Linked DNA regions of Homo sapiens: region 2 is linked to region 1. The links are chromatin contacts, found by Hi-C in ENCODE. All regions are on one chromosome and are shown on one strand. The core of a region is the stretch at or near the end of the contact, and the rest is flanking DNA. Distances in the headings are between cores, read along the strand shown.

Region 1 (5,592 bases), core at 1,440-3,939:
CGCAGTAGTTGCCCTCCCCTGAGCGAGCTGTCAGTCCCCCTTGCAGAGGACACACATAGTGACAGTGTCCTCCTGCCTCTCCCCACAGGAAAAACAAAATTGTCATTCCTCCACCAGAGATTCACTTTTCTCCATTAGGGAACTGTCCATTATTAAAATGCAAGGCGGTGACCGCCAGTTGATAAAAGGATGGAGAGTGCCTCCGAACCCTCCTGGGAGACTGGGAAATGGGAAACCCCAGGGAGGGAAAGGGAGGTGGTGCCGGTCCTGCTTTGATTCAATCGGAGCAAGAATACTTCAAAGGAAGAATAGAAAAATATTGGGTTGGAAGCTTTCTAAAAAACAAAAAGCAAGCATGGATGAATAGATGAGTCATTGACAATTTAATGGGAATTAGCTCCTCTAATCATTTCTAATTGCAACTGACAAGAAAGGGTTTTGATGCAGAAGAAAGCAGATATTTTGCAAGGGTGGAACCCTGGGTGATTCTGTTTGGGAACTGCTGACTGGAGCGGGAAGGGACCGCCAGGGGTGAGGAGGAAACACTTGGGTGGAGGCTGCAAAGGAGGCTCCCAGGCCCTAGCTTCGGGCTTTCCCGCACAGGGGCCTGCCGCCCTGGTGATCTCCCTTGGGCCAGCAGGGACTCTAGACTCTGCCTCTACAGCCAGATAGCTGGGTTTACATTCAAAATCTATTCTTTGGCTGGGCACAGTGGCTCACGCTTGTAATCCCAGCACTTTGGGAGGCTGAGGCGGGCAGATCACCTGAGGTCAGGAGTTCGAGACCAGCCTGGCCAACATAGAGAATCCCCATATCTACTAAAAATACAAAAAAAAAAAACATTAGCCAGGCATGGTGGCGTGCACCTGTAGTCCCAACTACTTGGGAGGCTGAGGCATGAGAATCACTTGAACCCAGGCGTTGGAGGTTGCAGTGAGCCAGGATCATGCCATTGCATTCCAGCCTGGGTGACAGAGCGAGACTCTGACTCAATTAAAAAAAAAATGCATTATTTGCTTAACCTCCTGGGCCTCAGCTGCCTTCATTAAAAGGGGTAAGAGTCACATCACCACCTTGTTGTGAAGATTAAATGAAATCATGAATGTGCACCCATGCAGGGGTAGGGCATAGCGCCCTATGCAGACATAGGGCATCCACGGAAAAGTCAGCTTTTACTGTCCTCACACAGTGGGAGGGAAATGTTTGGTTTTTGAGGGTTTTTTTTAATTTTTTTTTTTTTTTTTGAGACAGTCTCTGTCACCTAGGCTGGAGTGCAGTGGTGCTATCTTGGCTTGCTGCAGCCTCCACCTCCAGGGCTCAGGTGATTCTCCCCTCAGCATCCTGAGTAGCTGGGATGACAGGTGCATGCCACCAAGCCCGGCTAATTTTTGTATTTTTTGTAGAGATGGGGTCTCACTGTGTTGCCCAGGCTGGTCTTGAACTCCTGGGCTCAAGCGATCCACCCTCCTCAGCTTTCCAAAGTGCTGGGACTACAGGTGTGAGCCACCGCACCTGGCCATTGTTTTATTCTAGATCAGATGATGCCCACCTCCAGGACTGCCTCTGTACTGACCACACTCCCTCTTGGTATGGTCATCCATGGGTCAGGTGTTTGGTCTTGCATAAAAATGTGTCTATGTGTGGTAAAATATATACTGTATAACATAAATTTTATGATTTTAACTATTTTTAGTTTTAGGGACAAACTACCCCAAAAAGCCTCTTGGTACTGCCAACATTCCCCCCAGACCCCTCCGTGCTGCCCACCCCTCCCTGAAAGCTTTTTACATTTTTAAGCCCTTATCTAGGCACCGTGGTGAAGCCAGCAGACTTTACCTATCAGGCCTTGCTACGATAAACAAACCCCAATTACAAACCATCCGTACCCCACAGTGGGAGGTCCTGGGAAGCATAAACAAACTTTACCTACACCCTCCTGTAAGTTCCTTCATCTAGCTGCTACCATAAACGTCATAAGGTGATATATGGCAAAGTTAACCAACAAACGACCCCAGGGTCTCTATCCCCCATATAAACCCCTCATTTTGCAAGCTCAGGGCTGCCTCCTCTGTCTGTAATGGAGCAGCCGGCAGGTTAATCAAGGCTTGACTGAACTTGGGTCTCTCTGGCTTGTCCTTTCTCTCAGCTGACCCTACATTCAGGTGTATAGTCGTCAATAGAGAAAAATGACGAGACAAATCTCATTTTAGGAAATTTATTTGCCAAAGTTAAGGGCACACGCCTGTGACACAGCCTCAGGAAGTCCTGATGACATGTGCCCAAGGTGGTCAGGGCACAGCTTGGTTTTATACATTTTAGGGAGACGTAAGACATTAATCAATATGTGTAAGAAGTACACTGGTTCCATCCAGAAAGGCAAAGGCTTCTGTAAAAAGTAAAAGTAGAGGTTCCTCTTCAAAGACTTTCCTCCCCATGTAACTAGGAATAAATAGTAACTTCTCTTAGAAGCAAAATTTATTCAAAGACCTATGCTCCTAAATATTTGCCCTGGCATGCTTATACTGGTCCAAGCAAGCATTAGGTCATAGCCTGTTCCTCTTCCTTATTTAAAAGTTTTTTTTACCTTTCTCAGCATTCCACAAGTTACTTCCTCCTTCCTTTGTTCTCCTCTGCCTTTGCCTCTTTAAAAAAGTTCTAAGGTGCTAGCCAGTCGGGACAAATACAGAATGTGAGGTCCTGTTCCAGCCAATGGAAACCAGACACAACAGTAGGGTGGATGCGTCAGGTTATAAATGACCCTGTCTCCTTTGTTCGGTGTACTCTCATGGCAAAACTGCTGGTGAGTGTACCTTTTCTACAGGAAGTAAAAATGGCCTTACTAAATAAATTAAATTATGTCCAAGTGCTATTTCTTTATGGCACCGGGAGCAAGCATTTAAAAGACTTCCATGTCACAGGTAGGTGAGAGACAAATGGTTGCATTATTTTGAGTTTCTGATAAGCCTTTCCAAAGGAGACAATCAGATATGCATCTATCTCAGTGAGCAGAGGGGTGACTTTGAATACAATGAAAGGTAGGTTTGCACTGAGCAGTTTCCAGCTTGAATTTTCCTTCTAGTTTTTAGGGATTTTAGGGGCCCAAGATATTTTCCTTTCACATTTCCCCCCTTTTCGTCTTTAAAATCTTTTGGAGAAAGCAGTTTAGAAGAAAATGGATCTCTGATCTTAGGTTTTATGTGATTTCTTATGGCTAGGACAGTTTATTCCTAGATGGGCAGGTCCCAAAAGCTCCTTTTCAGCATGTTATGAAGTCTCATGTCCTGTGAAGAGAAAATAGGGGGAGGAAGGGAGAAAAACAACAACAAACAAAAGAACAATCCTGAAAAATTCATATAGGCCACATTACTCTGAAGTCTATACATCAGTAGGCAGGTATGAAAGTGGCTTATGTATGTAAATATGTTGCTGTTACTTTCTTCTGAAGTTTAAGTTATCTGGTTTCAGTTCACAGGGCTTTAAGAAAAAACAGCTTAGTTTTCAGTGATTCCAAATTAGAAAAAAAATTGAAAAAAAGAAGGAAAACAATTTAAAAACATTATTTTCTGTAATGAGTATACCAAATTGTTAAAAGTATACTAAATTGTTAAAAGCTGTCAATAGTTTAAAAGAAAAGTCTTAAGACTCTGAAAAACAAAACAAAGGATCAGCAAACATTTTAAGCAAAAAGTCAAAAAGATTAGTTCAGTCCATACAGGTAATTCCTGTTCTGCTTGATACTCATGAACATTTTAGCTCTCTATGAGTCCTGAAAGCTTTTCCTCTATTCTGATGTCACAATCTCCAAAGTTATCAGAAACCTGCATTGAAGAGCACCTGTTAGAGTTTTATAGCTGATTATAAAACCATCATTTTAATAGGACCAAAATAAGACAATTGTTCATGAATGACAAAAAATTTTAGGACAGCCATAGTCAAAGACACAATTGACAAGGAAACTTGTTACCTCTATGGCACACAATAATTTTAACATAACAATTATGATTATTTCTGATAATGTACACTAAGTTATATCAGAATTATAGGAGTTTCCCAAAATTTTGGAATACATACCAATAACGTATTTATACAAATACAGCCCAAAGAAAACCCAACACCATTTCATATTTGACAATGCTTCCTGTATACTTTTTGTACTAAATAAACCAAATTATGTCATTGTTTGGACTTTAGGGAACCTAATATCTTAAAGGATTAATTAGGTCAGAAAAAGACATAATTTATCATTTGATTTTGGAAAGTTTGTCAAATATGAAAGGTTTAAGACACTTGATATCACAAAGTAGGATCCCAGGTCATTGTAAGTCATTCATGCTGGGCATGGTAGCTCATGCCTGTAATCCCAGCACTTTGGGAGGCTGAAGTGGGCAGATCACCCAAGGTCAGGAGTTCAAGACCAGCCTGGCCAACACGGCGAAACCCCATCTCTACCAAAAATACAGAAAGTAGCTTGGTGTGGTGGTGGACACCTGTAGTCCCAGCTACTCGGAGGTTGAGGCAGGAGAATTGCTTGAACCCATAAGTTGGAGGTTGCGGTAAGCTGAGATTGCACCACTGCACTCCAGCCTGGGCAACAGAGCAAGACTCCATTTCAATAAAAATAAAATAAGTCATTCACTTAACCAAAGTGATAACAAGGATTTCAGGAAAAAGGTGAAAACCTTTATTCTTTGAGAGAGGAGACTTAATTTTCCAAACAATAATCCCTAATAAAAACAGCATGAATCTAATTAAATTTGTTGTTCAAAATTTTATAAACAATCTATAAAATTTTAATCTTGATCATAAGATATAGCTTCGTATGCCTTTTATACCCTTTATAACCTTTATTAAAGAGCCAGTTAATGCTTCAAGAAAACCTTGTTAATCTGACACAGGGGCCCAAATGCTTGTCTTGCATCAGTGTACCTTTGATATTAATGATTAATTTATAGATAAATTGAACTTATTTTATCTTTCAAAATTCGCTCTTACAATCTCATGCACCCACCTCTTCCACAATAGTCTCTGGGCCTTGAGGAGTTGAACAGCTTTAATTTTTTACTCTGTGTCTCAGGAATGAGTTTATTTTGACTGGCATCTTCTATGGGCCTGTAGATGAGGCTTCAATTGCTGTCAATGTTTAAGACTTAGCAGGACTAGGTGTCCTTTTTAGACCCAGGAGTCAAAGCCCTGTAATTCAGTGTCACAAGCACTTTAAAAGCACATACAGGAAGATACGTGGATGTAATAAACTTAATTTAAAAAATTTTTATCCCAGTTTTTTTTCCTAAGCAAACCAAAACTTAATAATGACAACTTGATCATATTAAAGTTTCAGGTTTTTTTTAATACATATATCCTCTTATTGAGACTTAACACTGACTGTTCATGACATGCTTGGACTTTGTTTTGTCCTGAATATTCCTCCTTCTTAAACAACCAGTCATTTTATTTTAGGACTAAATTTACCATAAAAAAATTATTTCTCTTTAAGCTTTCTTATGACAAAAAAAAACTATTTTTATAACTTTATCTCTGTTTTTATTTCCTGATTCCTTTTACCCTGTTGTATACATAACATTTAAATAAATT
Region 2 (5,679 bases), core at 2,379-4,878, 140 kb before region 1:
GATCCTAGCACAGCCCACACCCTGCATTTGCTTGGTGTCTCCTGAGGTCTCTAGTTATACTTCCCATCCCTTTTCTTGCCATGTATTTCCTGAACACATGTTATCTTTGATCCTTAAACCATGACTTAGAGATACAGATGTATGACAAGCTGAGAGATGATGTGAGACTGTTGTTAATTTTTTCTCCATGTACTAATTACATTGTGGTTATCTTAACCACAAAGGAAGCGTTCTACTCCAGAGAACCGCGTGGAAACAGTGCAGATGGACTAGCACGATACCTGAGAGGAGCTTTAGGATAACTCCGGTGCTGGGGAGGTTGGGGCCCAGTTCAAGCAGGAGGGGAGGCGTGGGGACAGGTGTTGAAGCTGTGGGTGTGCAGCGGAGGCTTCATGACGCTTTCCTCCTGCTCTTGTGTACGTCTGAGCATTTCCATAACAGGGAAGTGTTTTGTTTTGTTTTTTAAATAACATTTTAAATGCCTCTGGCACATGGGAATCCATGGTAATTTCTGTCGTTGTTGTATATTCTTTTTCAAATGCAAGGACCTGAAAAATATCTCCTAAACTGGAAAAGGAAATGAGGCTGAATACAGATTTTATTTTAGCAAATAGAGAAGCAGTGATTGTCTGGCGGTTAACTGTAATCCATTCTGAGTGTGACTTTACTGTTAAGTATTCTAAAAACAAGAGACCAAACAAAATGAACAATATGTCCAAATGTGTATATATATAATTTGTAACTAGAGGTAAATTGCAGATGAATTGCAGATGTACACAGACAGATGGATGGACAGATGATTGATATAGATTGATTGACAGATGATTCATAGATAACTTGCAATGTTTCTTCAGTGAACGCATATTTATTTCTTGGGTAATAAGAAAAAACAATAGAATGTGGAATTTGGGGCTTGGCCTCTTTTAGCTCATTTAAAAAAATATTAAACACTTGGAATTATCGAGCGCTGAAAAAGGCAATAGAAAATTCACCTTTTAACTCCCTCAAAGATAGAAATGTGTGAATCTGCTAGTGGGTTGCGTTTGGCTGGTCCTGCAGGCTGATTTGGTCTGTTCTCTCTCCCAGAGAGATCCCCAAGCCCGGCTGAGATGTGCCTGTTTGTCTTGAGGGCAGACAAAGCCTAGCAAAATCTTATGGAAGCTGATATAAAAGCTTAATAGCTTATAAAAGCTCTAAAAATGATTCACAGTCTAGGATAGAGAAAATAAAAGGAATTTGAATTGGTTTATTTTCCTTTAGAGGAGCCTAAATCAATATTTATTCTGAGTATGCAATCAGAAATATCAGTAATTTGAGAACAAGGCAAACAGAGCTGCACATCCCGTTATGGCCACGAGCCCACCTCGCCTTCGTTCAGACCACAGCTGAAGGTCTGACTTAGGTGCAGCACGCACCCCTGGAGCTGAGGGCCTGGAGCAGGGCCAGGCCGGGCTCTTCTCTCTCTTGTCTGTCCTCGTCTGTGGGGGAATGAAGATGACACAGCACTCAGGAGGTCCTTTTCAGGACCCAGAGTCACTGGGCTTTTAGGGCGTTTGGCTCTGGTTCTAGCCCGAGTGTGGTCTCAGTCCCCATTGGTGGTTGTGGTTGTGGCATGGGCATCATTAGTCACACAACATAAAACCACAGAACGCAGAATTTGCTCACCCTGGTTCACACAGGAGCAAGCTTGGGCACCAGCACCCCCTGAACGCATGCCAAAGGGCAGGTCCAGCTCAGTGCTGGGGTGTGGAGGAACCCACCTGGGGCCTGCCTGCAAAGACAGATGCCCTGCCGTGTTTAGAAAAAGAGAAAACTGGCCTAAACCACAGTGAGGTCAAATGGATCATTTAACCCGTCGAGTTTGGTTTCTTGTTCATCCGACGCGGTTGATCTTATTAACGCATATGTGTTTGTGTTGATGTGGCCTCCAGCTTCTGTCGCACTGTGGACACAGTTGGATGTGGCTGCTAATCAATGCGGGGCTCCGTAGGTCAGTGAGAGCAATCAGAGCCTGCTGTGCGGTGGCATCCCCGAGTTAAGACAGGCTTTTGTCCCATACTCTATTGAAACACCCAGAAATGCTGACATGTTGAAGTTAAGGCCATGTGCCTTGGTGCTACTTGCTTGCGAAACAGCCTTTGAAGGAAAAAGGAGGAGGAGGATCCATGAGTTTCAAGGGTCCCCTCCTGTAATCACGGCTGCCACTCAACGGAGTAAGTAATGTGTAGCGGGCCCTCTATCTGCATGACGAATCCTCCTAACATTCCTGTGGGCGAGGTAGGATTTGTCTCGCTTTGCAGCCGAAGAATCAGAGCCTCAGAAAAGTTAAGAAATCTTCCCTGGGTCAAGCTGGTAGGAGGAGGGACTGGAACTGAACTCACATCTCCACCTCCTCTCTTCCTACTCCTCTGCCTTTCTTGCACCTAGAGCAGTGTACAACATCAACAACTGACCAGGGCGATCCTAGAGGTAAGAGACAGCCGAATGGCACGGACCCAGCCAAGCCCAGGCCTGCCCAGGTGGAACAGAGCCAGCTAGGAGCATTCGGTAGCAGAGGTCAGTCCGCTGATTGACTGTTCTCACTTCCAGGCCCACAGCCTCCTCCACCCTGATGGTCTATGAGTCTAGTGCGGCCCTTTGCACAATTTTAGCAACTGAACCCTTTTCCTCACAGAATTGTGATACCGTCCTAACATATGAAGCATATATAAACAGTTGGGCAAATCATAATAGTTTCCATTATTTCATAAATTTGCATTTGTGGCACCAAGGAGAGAATTAATGGGAACAAGAGGGTTCTTGTGTGAGTTCCGCATTTGGATTTGGGGGTTCGAGGTGGCAGCTATAGGCTCACATTAGTGTCTGCATCACTTTGCTTCAGTTTGTCACGGTGGCCCCCCAAATCCAGAACCGCCCTCCTCGCTGTGTGAGGAGGGTCCTGCCTGCACCGCTTTGCAGACATGGGCCAGCCTGGATGCCTGGGCGACGCTGCCCTGCGACTCGCTGGCCTGCAGGACATCTGCAAAACATTCAGGTCTCACGGCAGTGGCCATGAACGGCCTCACAGACACTGAGTGGACCTGACCCCAAAGAGAATGCGTCGTCCTTGAACGTGTCGATATTTAGGTTATTACACAATGAGTGTGTTGCTTTGCAATTAGTGTCTGAAAGAGTTAGAGCAGATGTACATATAGAAACGAAGAAACGAAATCTGAATCCATGCTGACAGATTCCCCCTCCCCAAACCTTGCTCAAGGTAACACAGGCGACCAGGAGCAAGTCCCGGCCGGCCCCCTGCTAGCGTGGTCTGAGTGGCCCAAGCAGGACCCCTGCCCAGGCTCACTGGACTCTCCTGGAGCCCCCAGACACGACACCCTTCCTCATCACTGAAAATCCACTTCCACAGTGTAGGAGATGCATGGATCTGAGGGCCAGTAGGAAGTGCTGGAGCTTTAGGCTTTAGACATTCTTTTTTTTTTTTTTTTTGAGACAGGGTCTCCATTTGTGGCCCAGGCTGGGGTACAGTGGCGTGAGAAATTCTTTAACACTCTGCCGAGTCCTGGCCCTTGGGGAGTGAGGCCTGGCTATGAGGCTTCTTGTCAGAACTCCGTGTGACTCTCAGGATGGAAGAACAGGGTGGGGGCTGCTCCTCCCCTCCCTCCCTCCAGCCCCTGGCCTTTGTAAAACGGCTCCGCCTACGCGCCTGTAGCCAGTGCAGAACCAGGGAGGCCTCTCCCCTTCCCTTCCCAGGAGGGGCCCCGCCTTGTCCTCCATGCCGGATTCTGTTCGTCCTCCCCCAGGTCCTCTCTGCTGCCTCCCACTGCCCCATTTCCTCCAGGAACCTTCCTCTCTCCTACCACCAGCCTCTCTCCTACCCCCAGACACACACTCTTTACATGCCGATTTCTGTCCTCTGGTTAACTGGCGTTTAATTTTCTCAGCTGCTTGGCTTAATGCCAAAGAGTGTTCTTCCAAATAAAAATGGTAAAGACCTTTTTTCTCCCATGAGAATTTTATGTAAACGCAGTGCAGCATGCTCGTAGGCTGGTTCTGTTATCAATTTCTAAGCTCAGCTTCCAGAGCTAGAGAACTTTTTTATTGGTTATAAAAACCCTACATATTCAGTGCAGAAATTCTGAAAAATGCAGAACAGTATCAGGGAGAAAATAACTCATCCCCCACTACCCAGAGAAAACCGCTGTTAACACCGAAGTGCCACAGTTGCTGGCGTTCTCACACAGGTGTGCGTTTAGGAGTGTGTAAGTGCGTGTAAGTGTGTGTCTGGCTTTCTTTCACATAATTTTGTGTCCTGATCATTTTCACTCAGCATTACATCAGCAGCGGTTTCCAATATAGCATTAAATTGTCTTCAAAAACATGATTTTAATGCCTCTATAAAGTTCCATCATGGAGGCTCACTAAAATGTAATCACTTCATTGTTTATGAGATACTCAGCTTAATTCCATTTCTCTGCAGTGAATAATCCAGAGGAACACGCTCAGTGTGCATCTTTGCTTGCAGCAGGGCAGCGCAGGGCATTGGTTGGGGTATAAATCCGGGGGTGCAGTGGAGATTAGATTAGATCGTCCGTGGAAAGCACCAGAATGGTGCCTGGCACTTAATAAATGCTCTTATTAGTATGTTTATCTTCATTATGTCCCTAAGAGCCATTCCTGGAAATGAGACTGTGAGTCAAAGGGCACAAATACCGCCAACCTGCTTTCCGACAGCGCTGTGTGGATACACGGGCCCGAACGGCGCCAGCCTCACTGCCTCTGCGTTAGTGCCGCCACTTCATCTCAGATACTCTCCTGAAGATAAGAGGAGAGTCCCATGCAGCCATAAGAAAGACAACGGAGAGATCTGTGTACCCTCCACCCAGTCTCCCCTACTGGGACTGTCGTGCAAAATTATGGCCCAGTCTTACAACCAGGGTATTGACAGCGAGACAAGCCCCCATCTGATCCAGATTCTCCAGTTGTACTTGCTGATGTCGTTTAGATATTTGTCCCCGCCAAATCTCATGTTGAATTGGTATCCTCAGTGTTGGAGTGGGGCCTGGTGGGAGGTGACTGGATCGTGGGGTGGGTTTCTCACAAATGGTTTAGTGCCATCCCCTTGGTGCTATCCTTGAGATAGTGAATTCTTGCAAGATCTGGTTGTTTATGTGTGAAGGTAGAAGGCATCTCCTCTCTCTCCCTCACGGGTGTGCACGCCTCCCTTCATCATGTGATATGCCTGCTCCTGTTTCACCTTCCATCCTGAGTGAAAGCTCCCTGAGGCCTCCCCAGAAGCCCAGTGATGTCGGTGCCATGCTTATACAGCCTGCAGAACTGTGAGCCAATTAGAAATTGGCTTTATAAATGACCCAGTCTCAGATATTTCTTTATAGCAATGCAAGAACAGCCTCATGCACTTGTACTCACTTGAGCATGTGCACTTACTTCTGCACGATGTTCTTGCCTGTGTAGACTCTTACATCCACAACCACAGTCACAGTCTAGAACATTCCATCGCCGCAAGGCTGCCTCTTATAACCAACCACATCCCCTACCTGCACCCATTTCCAACACCCCATGCCTAACTCGATTTCCAGCACCCCGTCCTGGTGAACATGAATCTGTTCTCTATCTCTTCAATTCCGTCATTTCAAGAATATTATATAAATGGGATTACAC

Evidence for each region. A loop is a pair of places that touch in the nucleus more often than their neighbours do. Pooled maps may share reads with other maps.
Region 2: a map of PC-3 shows a loop between it and region 1 (2.3-fold over the local background). The contact joins two enhancer-like sites. A Hi-C loop is called at or near these places in 6 of 168 maps with a recorded cell type or tissue (CD4-positive, alpha-beta T cell, CD4-positive, alpha-beta memory T cell, CD8-positive, alpha-beta T cell and 3 more), 1 of 37 single-sample maps with no recorded cell type and 11 of 50 pooled maps.

Annotation. Positions count from the first base shown.
Region 1 is chr21:42,810,047-42,815,638 of GRCh38, forward strand. No RefSeq gene overlaps it. Among named protein-coding and RNA genes, the nearest start is that of LINC01668, 33 kb to the left of the region's middle. Within about 2 kb of position 2,690, at least 3 of the 41 ENCODE cell types and tissues checked have a DNase peak (open chromatin) inside an H3K27ac peak, as active enhancers do.
Region 2 is chr21:42,670,848-42,676,526 of GRCh38, forward strand. The region is part of intron 1 of PDE9A (phosphodiesterase 9A); the gene reads left to right. Among named protein-coding and RNA genes, the nearest start is that of PDE9A, 20 kb to the left of the region's middle. Within about 2 kb of position 3,629, at least 8 of the 41 ENCODE cell types and tissues checked have a DNase peak (open chromatin) inside an H3K27ac peak, as active enhancers do.